Linked DNA regions of Homo sapiens: region 2 is linked to region 1. The links are chromatin loops, found by intact Hi-C in ENCODE. Cell type or tissue: gastrocnemius medialis. All regions are shown on one strand. Links, peaks and the distances in the headings refer to the core of each region. The heading gives the core; the rest is flanking DNA. Region 1 holds the start of UCP3 (uncoupling protein 3). Region 2 overlaps C2CD3 (C2 domain containing 3 centriole elongation regulator).

Region 1 (2,911 bases), core at 178-2,677:
TAACGAGGTCAGCAAAACAGGCTGCTGTGCCTGCCCCCAGGAACTTCACAGCCATGGTGGGAGGCACGTCTGAAGGCTTCAGTCCAACCATAGTCCTGGAAGGCTCTGCCCAGTCCCTTTAGGGCCGAGAGGAGGTCCAAGGAGAGAGGCTGCTCCACAGCCCTGGGCTTCAGTGCAGCGGTGGGGCTGCAGGAGACAGGCCAGAGAAGGCTGATGGAGTGATGTCTGGCCTGGCTCCCAGGAACTCTTCCTTACCCAGGAGGGGCTTTAGAAAGGGAGAAGCCTGGGTGGTGCCATACTTAAGCTGCATGAATTTGGCCTATAAAAACAGGTCACGTTCCTATCCCTTGAATTTTGCAATCCTCCTCCTGACCCTCTCCCTCCCCTCCTTACCAGGGGTAGGCAGAGCTGATAGTGGTACCTGCACTGTATACATGAGGAAACCGAGGCTCAGGCATCTGTTCTCCCCAATATCAAACTGCCTCCTTTTTTTTTTTGAGACAGGGTCTCACTCTGTTACCTGGGCTGGAGTGCAGTGGTGCAATCCAGGCTCACTGCAGCCTTGACCTCTTGGACTCAAGTGACCCTCCCACCTTCAGCCTCCCGAGTAGCTGGGACTACAGGTGTGCATCACCATACCCAGCTAATTTTTTATTTTTTGTAGAGATGGGGGTCTCTCTATGTTGCCTATTCTGGTCTTGAACTCTTGGCCTCAGCGTGATCACTTGACAAGAGGGGCAGTTCTTAGCCACTCATGGAAAATGGAATGGATGGACACAGACTCAGGTCAAAAGCCCACCTTGGGGCTCTAGAACTTTCAGTAGTCAAGCTGCGGGAGGAGGGAAAGCCACAGTGGTGGGCACAGGTAGGAGGTGCCTTGAGGCCAGCACTCCCCAATCTTCTTCCCAATTCACTCCAGACTCTCCTAGACCCCTAGCAGCCGGCAGCCTTTTGCCACTGGCCAGTGGAGGAAGAAGTCAAAAGTGGAACCCTCATTACTGTAGCTCTGCTGGGGCTCCTGAGGGATGGGATGTTCTAGTCAGCATGGTCCATTAATGTTTGCTGGTTGCTTCTTGCACCAGATACCGTGCTGAGGGCTTTACAGACACTGACTGATTTGATCCCTTCATAAGGCTACAAGTAGTTGCTATTATTATTCTCATTTCGTAAACCAGGGACCTGAGGCTTCCAGGGCTTTTGCTAGTCATACAGCTGAAGTGCTGGAGCTGAGATTGGTGCCCACGTTTGTCTGACATCTGAAGCTGCGCCTGTTTCACTGCCCAGAGAGTCTCAGACTTCAGGGAGAGCCAAGGATCCCTTGAGCTGCTTGTTTACAGAGCAGATTCTCAGCTCTCAGCCCCAGAGATCCTGATTTAGGTCTGGGGTGGGGCCTAGGAATCTGCATTAGGAAAACTCCCTGTGGTAGCTCTGAAGCAGGGGAAGAGGACCCCATTTTGAGACATCCTACCCAACACCAGTTGCCTCCCCAACTCCAACCCACCCTCCCGGCAAAGCCTTCACAGCAGCCCACTGAAGAAGCCGTCTGGGCAGAGACCATGGGCTCTGTAAAGCTCCCAGCAAATGACCTGGACCACGCCTCAGGTCAGAAGTGCCCCTGTCATCCCTACTCAGGAAGAGGGCCCCAGGGTCCTCATGGAAAGAGAGGGATTTATGCTCTGGAGGAATCGCAGAGATTCTGGGGCAGGCAAAGAAGAAAGCCACTTCCTGTCTATGGGGATTTGCAAAATCCCACCAGAGGCAGCCAGCAAGGCAAAGGGGGTGTGAGTCTTGAGTGAGTGACACGGGTGTTGGGTTCAAGCCCCAGCCCTGCCACAGTACCCTCATCAAGGCCACAGCTCCCTTTTCATAAGGTGGCGGCTGGACTGAATCTCTATCAGGTCTGACAAGCTGCAGCTAGTGAGCCCTGACTGCTCGGGGCTGCTCTCTGAAAGCCTCCAATGAAAGGGAGAACAAGGAGAAGGGAGAGGGAGAGGGGAAGGGATGAGGGAGGAGAAAGGGGTCTTACCTGTGAGTCCTGCCACGGCAGGGGCAGCACAGGGGCTCCCTAGGGCTCCATCCCAGGAGGTGGCAGCAGGGATTGGATGGCCCCTCCTTGTCATTCACTGTTGTCTCTGCTGCTTCTGGCTTGGCACTGGTCTTATACACACGGGCTGACCTGAAACCTTATCCTAGAGAAGTTGGTTGACAGCCTGATCACTTGACAAGAGGCTGGCTGGTGAGGGCAGTGAGGTGAGAGGGGAGGTGAGTGAGTTCCAGATCTGGTTCAGTCCTCTTGACTTGGGGTGCTTTAATATAGCTCCTTTAAGCTGTGGACGCTTCCTTGGTGACAAGGGTGTATGGGGGGGTGGACCTGCTGCCACTTTTGAGTCCAAAGGTCAAGGCCTCCCACGATAGGCTGGGCACAGCTCTCCCAGGTCTCTTAATAATAATGTCATTTCTTTGTGCCTACTATGTGCTAAATATTTTACATACATTACTACTATTTTCCACAATCCTATGAGATAGGTACTATTAGGATTCTATTTTTTTTACTTTTTTTTTTTGTAATTTAAAATTTTTTAGTAGAGACGAGGTCTTGCTGTGTTCCCCAGGCTGGTCTTGAACTCCTGGGCTTAAGTGATCCTCCTGCCTCAGTCTGGCAAAGTGCTGGGATTATAGGTGTGAGCCACTGCACCCGACCTAATTTTTTTTTTTTAAATTACAGATTTATTGATATAGAATTCACATACCGTACAATTCATCTGTTTCAAGTGCACAATTCAAATGGTTTTTAGTATATTCTGAGTGGCACAACCATCAACACAATCTATTTTAGAACATTTTCATCACCCTCTCACCCTGGAAAAACTCCATACACATTGGTAGTCACCTCCCTTCCCCCGCTCCCCAG
Region 2 (2,911 bases), core at 95-2,594, 83 kb after region 1:
AATGCATGTATGCCAATAATTGAAACAGAATATGTGCTACAACCAAGGTGTTAACAAAGGAAAAACCACCAACTCTGCCTACACGTACAAAGAAATAAAGAGAGACTGTAAAGATGTTGCAAAGTCTTGAAGGAAAATAGGAGTTTGTTAAGTAGACAAAAGGAAGAAGAATATTCAAGGCAGAGAGAAGTATGAGTGAAGACCTGAAGGAGGTAAGGGAAAGGGCTGTGCTGTTTTTCTAGAGAAATAGTGTTCCAGGCAGAGAAAACAGCAAGACAAAGGCCTTGAGAGGAAAATATGCTTGGTGTGTTCAGAAGCAACATGGGGGTTGTGGCTGGAGTGGAGTAAGCAGAGGGCAGACTAGCAGGAGATGAGATCACAAAGATAGATGGGGGGTGGGGCACGTGGTTTAGATCATATGGGGTCTCATAGCCATTTTAAGGGCTCTGGTTTTTACTCTGAATAAGATCAAACATAGGCCAGGTGCACTGGCTCACGCCTGTAATCCCAGCACTTTGGGAGGCTGAGGCGGGTGGATCACTTGAGGTCAGGAGTTCGAGATCAGCCTGACCAACACAGTAATGAGGATCCCGCCACTGCACTCTAGCCTGGGCGACAAAGCTAGACTTAAGTGTTCATAGGTTCACTGGCTACTATGTTGAGAACAGACTAAAGGGGTGCAAGCTGGAAAAATAGGAGGTAGTACTCAGAGACTGAAAGGAATGAAGTGAGATTACACAGGAGTTGCAGTGATTGGGTATGGCATGGTTTGATGGTGTAGGGTATGGCCATAAGACTAAGTTGTTAAGAAAGGCACAGGATAAAATTGTTGGGCAAGGTCAAGGAGGTAAGTTGCTAACAGTTAAAATAGCAACGTTTGCAAGTGATTTACTCATATTCTGAAATGCTTTATTAACAGAAAAAGAGGAGTTGTGGTTAGTGAACTGGAAATTATACCTAAGAAAGTTTTGCATATCTGAGCATTATTTTACAATGATTGCAGTGTAAAAGGCTTGAGAATTGCTTGTCTCAGGTGGACTTACTTGGCTGCTGCTTGCAGACCACAGGCTCTGATAATCTGGACTGAGATGGAAACAGTTCGGGCAGCAAGAACTCCCTCTGCTGTTCTTGGACTACGCCTGTACCTTAGGCCCACATCCAGTAAACCTGAAGAATGAGGACACAAGGAAAGAAGGTTGGTCAGAAGAATCTCTGTTCCACCAAACCACAAAGTTTTGGTCAGGAAGGATGGAAGAGGATTAACACTACAACGAACAATAAGGGCAATGAGAGAATCTGTCCTTGTCATAATCACATTGTTATTCTTTAAGGTTAATAAAGGTTTAACAGGTTACTAATTTACTTTACATTCAAGAAATTATGGTTCAGAGATTTAATTCCTTGCCAAGATTACACAACTACTGAAGGCAGAACTTAACTCCAGATTTCTTTTTACCCCCAATTATGTTTATAGAATTGAGATGGGCTCTAGCCATTTTCTTTTTAAACTTTCAAACGGTTTCCACACCTCACATACTTCTATCACCCTCCTACCATCACCACCTGAAATATCCTTCTCATGCTACCTTTTTATAAAACCTCTATCATCCTACTGTCACATTTCAGGGACAGCTTTATGGAATAACAGAATAAGCTGATCAGGGAGGGTCAGGAGAAACAACTCAATCTTAATTATGGTGACATAAAACCTATTGTTTTGGCAGATACTCTTTAGCAAGCATGTACAGCAACTTGATATAGGAGGCTAAACTTCGTTATCTGATGATAAATTTAGAGGGTACACCATCCTGCTGGAAGCATTAGGATGTAATATCATTCAAATCTCCAAATTCGAATTAATCCTCTCCTAACTTTAAACCCTAGCCTTCTCCTCCCTTACAGTGAATTCCTGGTTCATGCTATCTTCTACCAATCCCCTATCTGCTCATGTTGGCTTGGAATAACAATTCTCTGAGTGTACCATATAATGCTTAGAATTTATGGCATGAGGGCTTATAAAATGCTTGCTGAAGTTAAAGGTGAAATGAGACAAGCAACATTTACATAGACTCCATGGAGCTATGAGTTTTCTAGAATTGTATACAAAATTGGCAGTGTATATTCTATACTCATTTTTTCCAAGACAAGGTGTCTTACAGTTTTCATCAGATCCTCAAAAGGGCAAATCCCTCAAAATGTGGAGAATCACTAATTTAGAGAGAAAAGGGATGTTTATGTATACTGTATATTTTATATATATATATGTGTGTGTGTGTGTATATATATATATATTTTTTTTTTGAGACGAGTTTCGCTTTTGTTGCCCAGGCTGGAGTACAATGGCTTGATCTTGGCTCACTGCAACCTCTGCCTCCTGGGTTCAAGCAATTCTTCTGCCTCAGCCTCCCAAGTAGCTGGGATTACAAGCATGGGCCACCATGCCTGGCTAATTTTTTTGTATTTTTGGTAGAGACGGGGTTTCTCCATGTTGGTCAGGCTGGTCTCGAACTCCTGACCTCAGGTGATCCACCCGCCTTGGCTTCCCAAAGTGCTGGGATTAGAGGTGTGAACCACCGCACCCGGCTATTTTATATATTTTTATGTATACTGATTTTGAAAGAAAAAGACAAACTTGTTTTCAATTACCTGATGACTGGTTCCTCAATTCTTTCCTGTTCTCAATCCTGGGGGTTAAAGGGAGATTAAAGGTCTGTATTCCCACATCCTCACGATGCTGGGTGGTTACCATAGCACAGATCCTTGATAATGGCAAGGTTCCTTTGGCGACCTTCTGGTCTCTCACATTAGGATAATAGTATCTGTAAACCACAAAAGCACACGTTGTCAGAAGAATTAGGTGATAAATGATTCAGTCTGCCCCACAGATCAGCCTTCACTACCTGGTTATCTT

What was found. Peaks named below come from ENCODE experiments on the same cell type or tissue, not always from the same donor. Only the 100,000 strongest peaks of a DNase experiment are listed, where the experiment ranks them.
Region 2: a loop joins it to region 1, with 5 times the contacts of the local background. A loop is called at or near these places in 2 of 110 quality-filtered maps.

What each region holds. Positions count from the first base shown.
Region 1 is chr11:74,006,952-74,009,862 of GRCh38, forward strand. UCP3 (uncoupling protein 3) reads right to left here and starts at 2,134. Exons shown (of 7, transcript NM_003356.4): 1 at 2,027-2,134; 2 at 1-186. The coding sequence starts at 91. RefSeq lists a silencer at 1,429-1,609 and an enhancer at 1,743-2,382. In gastrocnemius medialis, for the core only: no CTCF peak of the experiment used is centred there; DNase peaks (open chromatin) are centred at 1,250 and 2,190; H3K4me3 peaks cover 1,968 bases; H3K27ac peaks cover 2,500 bases.
Region 2 is chr11:74,089,770-74,092,680 of GRCh38, forward strand. It overlaps C2CD3 (C2 domain containing 3 centriole elongation regulator), which reads right to left. Exons shown (of 33, transcript NM_001286577.2): 19 at 2,647-2,819; 20 at 1,044-1,167. Among named protein-coding and RNA genes, the nearest start is that of C2CD3, 80 kb to the right of the region's middle. In gastrocnemius medialis, for the core only: a CTCF peak has its summit at 1,134; no DNase peak of the experiment used is centred there.